Linked DNA regions of Homo sapiens: region 2 is linked to region 1. A link is a contact called in ENCODE Hi-C or POLR2A ChIA-PET data. All regions are on one chromosome and are shown on one strand. The core of a region is the stretch at or near the end of the contact, and the rest is flanking DNA. Distances in the headings are between cores, read along the strand shown.

Region 1 (4,882 bases), core at 2,066-4,565:
GTAATGTTCTCCAGCTAAACTGAAATTTTTTTGCTATCTACAATAAATGAATATGTATTTAAAATTATATTTTAGAGACTCCTAATTTTTTTATACCTTGTAAGGCATAATATAGAAAATCTGATTTCACTAATTTTTTTTCTTTTATTATGATTATTTTTGAGATGAAGTCTCTCTCTGTCGTCCAGGCTGGAGTGCAGTGGTGCAATCTTCACTCAATGCAACCTCTGCCTCCTGGGTTCAAGAGTTTCTCCTGCCTCAGCCTCCCAAGTAGCTGGGATTACAGGCACCCACCACCATGCCCAGCTAATTTTTTTTTTTTTTGAGACGGAGCTGTTGCCCAGGCTGGAGTGCAGTGGTATGATCTCAGCTCACTGCAAGCTCCGCTTCCCGGGTTCACGCTATTCTCCTGCCTCAGCCTCCTGAGTAGCTGGGACTACAAGCGCCCGCCACCACGCCCAGCTAATTTTTTGTATTTTTAGTAGAGACAGGGTTTCACCGTGTTAGCCAGAATGGTCTTGATCTCCTGACCTCGTGATCCAACTGCCTCGGCCTCCCAAAATGCTGGGATTACAGGTGTGAGCCACCACGCCTGGCCCATGCCCAGCTGATTTTTGTATTTTTAGTAGAGACAGGGTTTCACCATGTTGGCCAGGCTATTCTCGAACCCCTGACCTCAAGTCCACCTGCCTCGGCCTCCCAAAGTGCTAGGATTATTTATTTATTTTTTTTAAATAGAGACAGAGTCTCACCATATGGTGAAGGCTGGTCTTGAACTCCTAGGCTCAAGTGATCCTCCAGCCTTGGCTCCCAAAGTGCTGGATTATAGGTGTCAGCCACCACACCCAGCTACATTTCATTAAAGTTTTTTTTTTTTTTAATAAATGTTGATTTGGAATGGGAAGCAATTTTTATCTTCACAAAATTTAAGATTCAACCTCTGTGGAGGGCTAATGGTTCTGTCTAGCCTTAGTTTTAGGTACTCTTTACTAACAACCTGTGATTGCTTTATGCATAGCCTACGAGCTTACAAGTAGAGTTGCCTTTTCTTGAGTGGATAAGTGGTGGCATTAGCATGCAATTAGTTGTTTTTGTTTGTTTGTTTTTAATAGAGACAGGGTCTCACTTATTGCCCAGTCTGGGCTTGAACTCCTGGGCTCAAGTGATTCTCTTGCCTCCACCTCCCGAAGTAGGATTTTGACGTGAGCCACACCTGGCTACAATTCTTATTTTTGAATTTGATAAAAATGAGCTTTTAGGGATGCCTTCAATGAATCAACAAAAAAGAAAGTTACCAATTTGGGACTGCAATGTGAGTTTCTGATCTTCTGTACTCTCTTTTAAATCAAGTAAAGCCCTTCCCCCAACTAAAAAACTTTTTCTTAAAATAATGTATTTTTCCCTCAACCTAGACCTCAGTTTTTCATTTAAACATATTTTAAAATGTGTGTGTGTGTTTTGAGACAAAGTCTCAGCCCAGGGTGGAGTGCAATGGTGCCATCTCAGGTCAGTGCAACCTCTGCCTCCCGGGTTCAAGCAATTCTCAAGCCTCAGCCTCCTGAGTAGCTGGGATTACAGGCATGTGCTACCATGCCCGGCTAATTTTTGTATTTTTAGTAGAGATGGGGTTTCACCATGTTGGCCAGACTGGTCTCCAACCCCTGACCTCAGGTGATCTGCCCGCCTCGGCCTCCCAAAATGCTGGGATTATGGGCGTGAGCCACTGCGCCTGGCCTAAAATGTGTTTTTAAACTATTTACTAATAATGGATTTACACTCTCTTTCGTATGATTTACTAAATTGTTTCGAATAGGTTGGGCAATTCATGATTTTTTTTTAATATCAGCTGTTAAACAGTGGTAATGTTTATTAGAGGACAAAAGAATCCAACTTTCGTGTTGCCCTTAGGAATGCTCTTTAAGCCTGGGGCTTTATTATGATGATAATTTGGTCTGTAAACTCCTTGGGAGACAGTTTGAGACTAGAGATCTGGGTCTCAAACCTGATCCTGCTGCTTGGCGACCCTCAACAAAATGTCAGCCCTCTGTTGCTTCGTCCATAAAATGAATAAAAGTGCACAGCTGCTGTGAAAATTAGGTCTTAGAGAAGCAGTCAGTGCAGTGCTTAAGTACTTACTCGGAGAGTTAAATAGACCCGGTTTCAAATCTTCGGTTACCATAATTTGTCCAGTGTCTTGCAACGCTTCTTTCAAATTCTGCAAACTAGTATCTACCTCATGTCTGTTGCTGTGAGGATTAAATGGAGACAATGCACGTAAATCACTTGTCCAGTCCGTGTCTAGCACGTAGAAAGCACTCAGTAAATATTGGCTGTACTCACGATAACCCGTGATAGTTTATACTGATAAGGTAGAAACCACTATGTAAAGGGCTCTTAACTATGAAGTTGTTCCCTTTATGGGAGAGCGACGACCTGCTGTGTATTTTTTAATGTGACCGCAAGTTTATTTTTTCTTTAATATACATTTACTATAGGAAAACGTTGATGAACGTTCCAGTGGAAGAAACAGTGGAGTTAGAGGTTTATCAGTGGCCAGATTTTTAACAGAAGTAACCATAGAAAGGGAACAAATGGAGGCCAGGTGCGGTCTCCATGGCGTGTGGTGGGGGGGGGTGCGACTAAAGGAAAAAAATGGGAAAAGTTAACAGCCTCCTCCCCTCAAACTCCCCAGAACCAAATCCTGTTAACACTAGGTTGTTAAGTCCCATCAGAGGATCTCAGGTGAAAGTGCTTGCTGGAGCTGTGACACTGGGTCACACTCTCTGAGATAAAAGAGAAGGCCGGGTGCGAGTAATCTATCATAAAGATACAAGATCCGGTGAGAATAGCAGGTCGCAAAGGCTGTCGAGGCTTTTAGGCTATTACCGCCTAGCCCATTCTTTTATCTCCTCTCCAGGTTTTTGTACACATGCAAATAGTTCATAAAACCGAGATCGTCCCGCATCCACTGCTCTGAAGCCCGTTTGGGCCGAGATAACTCGTGCGCAGAGGAAGGGTTTTGCCCACAAATGGGCGACGCCTGCGCTCCGGAGAAGAGGCCAAGCTAGTCTCCCTCGCCTGCAGCGCGGCGGGGGAATCCCCGGGAACCCGAAGATCGCCAGGGGCCCACGCATTCCGCAGGCCACGGCTGCGGCGTCGAGGTCCTCGCGGGGCGTTGCGGTCGCCCCTTTTGGCGGGCTCGGGCGCCCCGAAACTCCGCCCCCCGGCGCGGTATTTCCGCACTCGCGCAGGCGGGTGCCGCGCTCCCATTGGTGGAGTGGCCCGCGGTGGCCCCGCCCCCTCCCGGCCCCGACGCGCGCACGTTGAGTGGCGGGGGAAGGCAGAAGAACTGCCCGAGGGAGGAGCGGCTCCGAGGACCGGGCAGCGCATTTGGGGTGCCCGCTACAGGGCCCCCCAAGAGGCTGCCAGGTCGGGAGCGCAGCCTGAGGCCACGGGGGGAAGGGGGTGGGTGGGCTGAGAGCAGCTCGGCGGCGAGACTGGCCCGCCGCCCCTTCCCCCCACACCCGTCGACCTTGTGGGCAGAAGCTTCCCAGAGCTCCTTAGGCCGGCGCGATGGCGACTGCTGTGGAGACGGAGGCCTGTCAGCCGACGGATGCGAGTTGGGAAAGTGGCGGCGGCGGAGACGACGAGATGAAGCAGGCGCTTCCGGAGCTTGAGTCCTCCCAACAAAATGGCGGCGGCGGCGGCCTCAACATCGCTGAGCCCAGCGGCGGCGCTGGGCGTGAGGAGAACGCGGGGGCCGAGGCCGCCCAGAGCCTCAGCCACGAGCAGCCTCAGGACTCCTCTGAGGCGGGCGCGGCCGCCCTGCCCAGAGGCCCCGAAGAGCCCGAAAGGCCTGTTAGGAGGAGTTTTCAGATCCCCAGGAAGAGCAGAGAAAAGAAAGGTGGTGCCTCCCCTTCTTCTCAACCCCCTCTCTCTCTCCCCTCCATCTTTTCATTAGAATCTTTCTATCTCCTCTTCCCACACCCATCCGAGATACGTAAACACGCATGCAGCGCCGGCCGCCTCTCCCCTCACCGCCACGGCCGCCCAGCTGCCGCGTTTGGTGCGAGAGAAAGCGGTGGAACCACGCTCCCCTGCTGCCCCTCCCCGCGGAAGTTGGAAGTAGCTCAGGTTTGAAGCTTGTCCGTAAGGCTGCAGCTCCCAGAGAGGAAAGATGGTGCTCGGCGCCCCTCCCTCCCAGCCCCTGAAAGCAGAGAAGCCGTTGTGTCCTCCTAAGGATGCTTCTGAGAAGTCTCGCTATGGAAATAGCCCGTGGCCATGGATTCTGGGGCTTTCTCCAAGGCCATTGCCAATGTTCTGAGGACCATGAGTGCTTCTCCCCGTGGAAATTCTTCAGTTCTGTGTGTCTACTTGAAATGTGCTTGATGTCAGCGTCCTCCCTTATTTAGAAATCTCTATTAGTAGATGTGATCCATGCACACTGCTGTTTTCCATCACACTTCATTTCCATGTAGATTTTTCCCCCTTGTTTTTGAAGCGTTAGATTAAATAGGTTTTTCTCTCTTTAAATTCGAACTTAGTATTGTTTTTCTTATATTTGAAAAGAATGGAAAGGTAGGTTCTTGGAGCAGTAATTTCCCAATGGAAAAAAACTAATGAGAAGTTACCTTATTCTCAAGAGTCACCAACTTGGTCTTCTAGATGGTAGAACTTCAGGTTAAAAAAAAGTCCAGTCTTAGTTTTTGGAACCCATATGGAAACAGTTACATTAATTACTTGTACTTTTAAAAAATCTTAATGCCATATTGTTAATATGGAGTCAGAATTCCTAATGGAGGTCAAAATTAGTATCGTTTTTTGTTATTGGGGTATTATTTTTTAACTATCCAGTAAATTTTGGATATTCTGAATTTAGACA
Region 2 (4,706 bases), core at 1,410-3,909, 76 kb before region 1:
CAGAGGGTGTGTAGATGGACAGTGGCAGGGATGCTGATAGGGATGTGGCTGTTCTTCTCTCTAAAGAGGCATCCTCTTGGAGTTTTTTTCTTCTAGTAGTAGTTGCCTGTTCCTCCCTCAACTCTAGTTCTCTCATGTAGTTTTTCCCAGTGGTACTGATGATGGGTTCAGGGGTAGCTCATGGTATGTGGTCAGTGCTGTTATGAACACCTGCCCATCACCCATGTGCTGTCCCCAGACCATACCAGCTGCTGCCCCTTTTCCCCGGGGCCAGACGGCTGCTGACCACTCACTGGTTTGGTATTCTTTTATTATTATTCTTTTTTATAGAGACAGGGTCTTGCTACATTGCCCAGGCTGGTTTCAAACTCCTGGCCTCAGGTAATCCTCCCATCTCAGCCTGTCAAATTGCTAGACTTACAGGTGTCAGTAACCTCACCTGGACAAATGGTTGGCATTCTTTATTCCTCCCTTGGGATTCTTCTTTCAACATCCAGTCCCTTCTGAGTGGAGTAAGAAAAAATGTTTCTTTTAATCCAGCCTAATTAAAGGTGTAAATTTGAAATTTGATTGGTCAGATATCAGCCATTATTCCTAAAACTGAGCAAATGTATTCTCTCTCTTTCCTTAAGTAGATTTATATTCCTAGAAGGCAGGAGCTGGATCCCATCTCATTGAAACTTCCCCAAAATGCATGTCTTGCATGTAAACAGTAGATGCAGTCCCCAAAGTAGAAAGAGCTCAGGCTCTGTTGGAACCAGATCTGGTTTTGAATCTTAGCCTCCCTCAACCTCAGTTTCCTCCTCAGTAGAATGGGAATAAACCCCCAACTTGCAGGGTGGTTGTGAGAATCAGAGAGAATATATCAGAAGTGCTACGTGTAGGCAAAGCGCATAAAAGACCCTCTGTGATATCCCCCATAGTACCCTGAGCCCAGCAATCACTAGGGAAACGCAAAGCAAGAAATTCATAGTGGTAGAGCTCACCTAGTACAGCTTACTGCTCTCTTTTTTCCCATGCCGCAGCAGAAGACAATCTCCAACTCTCTGGGAAATTTTTAAATAAATTAATTAAAATATGCTCAATCTTACCTTCAAAACACAAAACTGAAATTAAGGTATAGTTGTTTAACCTATCAGATTGATAATAATACCTTGTTGATGAGAGTGTGAGCAAAGTGTACTATTATGTACCTATCTGAGGAATATAAAGTTGAATAGCCTATTTGGAGGTCAACTTAGTGGTACATCTCAAACATTAAAATGTTCATACTTCTTAGACCAAGGAATTCCACTTAAGGAATTCCTGCCTTTTAGAAGTATCAGCACAAATACACAAAGCATGTTCACTGAGGCACTTTTTGTAATAGCCAGACACTGGAAACAATTTTAATGTCCATCAGTTGTGGATTGATTAAATCAATAGGTCTGTCCAGACTATGGGAGGGATACTAATTCTGCAGCCATTAAAAAGAATACGTGAATTTGAGGTAATGGAAATGTTTTGGAACTAAATAGAGATGGTAGTTGTACAACCTTGTGAATATACTAAATAGCACTGAATTGTTCACTAAAAAATGGTTAATTGTAGGCTGGGCACAGTGGCTCATGCCTGTAATCCCAGCAGTTTGGGAGGCTGAGGCGGGAGGATCTCTTGAGACCAGAAGTTCAAGACCAACCTGGGCAACACAGCAAGACCCCATGTCTACTAAATCAAAAATACAAAAGTTAGCCAGGCACTTGCTTAGCGGTGGCACTCATCTATAATCTCAGCTACTCAAGAGATTGAGGTGGAAGCATCACTTGAGCCCATGAGTTTGAGGTTACAGTGAGATATGGTTGCACCACTGCACTCCAGTATGGGCAACAGAGCAAGACCCATCTCCAAAAAAACAACAACGAAAAAGTAATTGAGTTATGTAAATTTCACCTCAAGATACTGTCAAGTAGAAAGAGAAAACATTCTCGGCCAGGCGCGGAGGCTCACGCCTGTAATCCCAGCACTTCGGGAGGCCAAGGCAGGCGGATCACGAGGTCAGGAGATCGAGACCAACATGGTGAAACCCCATCTCTACTAAAAATACAAAAAAATTAGCTGGGCCTGGTGGCGGGCTCCTGTAGTCCCAGCTACTTGGGAGGCTGAGGCAGGAGAATGGTGTGAACCCAATAGGCAGAGCTTGCAGTGAGCCGAGATCGTGCCACTGCACTCCAGCCTGGGCGACAGAGCGAGACTCCATCTCAAAAAAAAAAAAAAAAAAAAATTCAGTTTTCTATGAATGTTAACAAATGCATGGAAAAAGTTTGGAAAGAGCTAGAACAAACTTAACAGTTGTTACTTCTAGGAGATAGACTTGGGGAAATGAGGGCATTTGTACTTAATTTTATATACTTTTGTAATGTATGAGAATTTAAAGTTAGCATACATTATTTTCAAACTGGTAGGGGGAGTTTAAAGTTAGCCAAGGACTGAAAATATAACAGGATAGGAGGTTGATTCTCTCAAGTGAAAGTGGAAACTTTCATTTTGAAGTTTTTGTGTGTGTTTCCTTTCTTTCTGCTCTTTAATTCTTAACTCAGCTGCCATCAGAACTGCAAACTGGGTTGAGCAAGTTACTTAATGACTCACTGCACTTGTTTTGACCTTTTAATGCTTGTGGCTAATTGATTCCGAGTGCTGGCGATCTGTGTGCATTTAGTTCCTGGTTACTGTTTACAAGGGACTGTTTTTAAGAGATCACAAGGATTTGTAAGATACCATTAGTGAACTGTGTATTTGGTGCAAGTACTTTCTTGACCTGCATAGGGCTGGTCCAGCCATCATGAGCTCATTAGTGAGCCCAGGAGCACCCCCACTACTTGTGCCAGCCTAAGGGGCTTGTGTTGCTACTTGCAGAGTGAGCGTCCTGCTTCCAGAAGGTTGTGGTAATACCCTGAAGCTCTTTGGAAGTTTCTTTTTACATTTTTCATTTATTCTTACATATATATCTATATATATTTTTTTAATTTAGAACTGAAATGAGGTCTTGCTACGTTGCCCAGAGTGGTCTCGAACTCCTCAGCTCAAGCCATCCGCCTGCCTTGGCTTCCCGAAGAACTGGGATTACAGACATGAGCCACCAAGCCCCGCCTCATTTTCTATTTTTTTTTTTTTCCTTTAGAGGGAGTCTTGCTCTGTCGCCCAGGCTGGAGTACAGTGGCGCAATCTCAGCTTACTACAATCTCCACTTCACGGGTTCAAGCAATTCTTCTGCCTCAGCTTCCCAAGTAGCTGGGATTACAGGCACCTACCATCACGTCCAGCTAATTTTTTTTGTATTTTTAATAAAGACAGGGTTTCACCATGTTGTTCAGGCTGGTCTTGAACTCCTGACCTCAGGTGATCCGCCCGCCTCAGCCTCCCAAAGTGCTGGGATTACAGGCGTGAGCCACCACGCCCGGCCATTTTAGACACTTTGGGAGGCCGAGGCGGGCGGATCACGAGGTCAGGAGATGGAGACCACCCTGGCTAACACAGTGAAACCCCGTCTTTTCTAAAAATACAAAAAATTAGCCGGGCGTGGTGGCAGGTGCCTGTAGTCCCAGCTACTTGGGAGGCTGAGGCAGGAGAATGGTGTGAACCCGGGAGGCGGAGCTTGCAGTGAGCTGAGACTGCGCCACTGCACACCAGCCTGGGCGACAGAGCAAGACTCCATCTCAAAACAAAAAAAAAAGGCTAAAAATATATAAAGGAGGACAGAAATCACTCATAATGTCAACATGAAACAACAATAGAATTTTGTGATGTTCCCTTTATATCTTTGCTCATGTGCATTTTTTGCATAACTATAAAATGTTCACATATAGATTTTTAATCCTGATTTTATTTTAGGCTACATAGAAGGGGTGTTTACATTTTAAATTATCTCTGAATTGTCTAGATAATATTCCATCCAGCAGGTAATTATAACTTTTTTTTTTTTCTGAGACGGAGTCTCACTCTTGTCGCCCAGACTGGAGTGCAGTGGCACGATCTTGGCTCACTGCAATCTCCGCCTCCTGGGTTCAAGCGATTCTCCTGCCTCAGCCTCCTGAGTAGCTGGGATTACAGGCACATGCCACCACGCCCCGGCTAATTTTTGTACTTTTAGTAGAGACGGGGTTTCACCATGTTGGCCAGGCTGGTGTCAAACTGCTGACCTCAGGTGACCCACCCACCTCGGCTTCCCAAAGTGCTGGGATTACAGGCGTGAGCCACTGTGCCCAGCCACTTACAACTTATTTAACAATGCCCTTATGTTGAATAGTTCCTTTTAAAATTTTTCTTTACTTTCTGGAATTTTATTGTTGAATCTCAAAATAACTGGGAACTACCTTAGAATGCCTTTGTGATGAAGGCTCATATGTCATAAGCAAATTCAATTCCTGACCTCAGGAAGTTTCTAGTTAAGAGCAGGTGACCAATAATTATAATCAAGTATGATCATTGCTATATCAGAAGTATGTCTGAATTGCTCTGGGGGAGGAGGATGGGAGAATGTTGGTGAAGACTTCTTAGAGGAGGTGCTGTTTGAGTTACATCCCGAGGGCAGTTAAGAGTTAGCCAGCTATGGCCGGACACAGTGGCTCATGCCTGTAATTCCAGCACTTCGGGAGGCCGAGGCGGGCGGATCACGAGGTCAGGAAATCGAGAGCATCCTGGCTAACATGGTGAAACCCTGTCTCTACTGA

The links. Hi-C counts contacts between places; a loop is a spot of excess contacts on that map. ChIA-PET counts read pairs that join two places held with the same protein, here RNA polymerase II (POLR2A). Pooled maps may share reads with other maps.
Region 2: a loop to region 1 is called in a map of CD14-positive monocyte, with 3 times the contacts of the local background. The contact joins the enhancer-like site here to the promoter of TASOR in region 1. A Hi-C loop is called at or near these places in 3 of 168 maps with a recorded cell type or tissue (B cell, CD14-positive monocyte and natural killer cell), 11 of 37 single-sample maps with no recorded cell type and 12 of 50 pooled maps. POLR2A ChIA-PET finds 5 or more read pairs at or near these places in 19 of 52 experiments (B cell, CD4-positive, alpha-beta T cell, CD4-positive, alpha-beta memory T cell and 14 more).

What each region holds. Positions count from the first base shown.
Region 1 is chr3:56,681,698-56,686,579 of GRCh38, reverse strand. TASOR (transcription activation suppressor) reads left to right here and starts at 3,315. Exons shown (of 24, transcript NM_001365635.2): 1 at 3,315-3,904. The coding sequence starts at 3,574. RefSeq lists a silencer at 3,183-3,482 and enhancers at 3,623-3,792, 4,213-4,332, 3,540-4,484.
Region 2 is chr3:56,756,729-56,761,434 of GRCh38, reverse strand. All of the region lies in intron 2 of ARHGEF3 (Rho guanine nucleotide exchange factor 3), which reads left to right. Among named protein-coding and RNA genes, the nearest start is that of ARHGEF3, 43 kb to the left of the region's middle. Within about 2 kb of position 2,659, at least 23 of the 41 ENCODE cell types and tissues checked have a DNase peak (open chromatin) inside an H3K27ac peak, as active enhancers do; they include B cell, CD14-positive monocyte, CD4-positive, alpha-beta T cell and 3 more, where a contact is called at or near this core.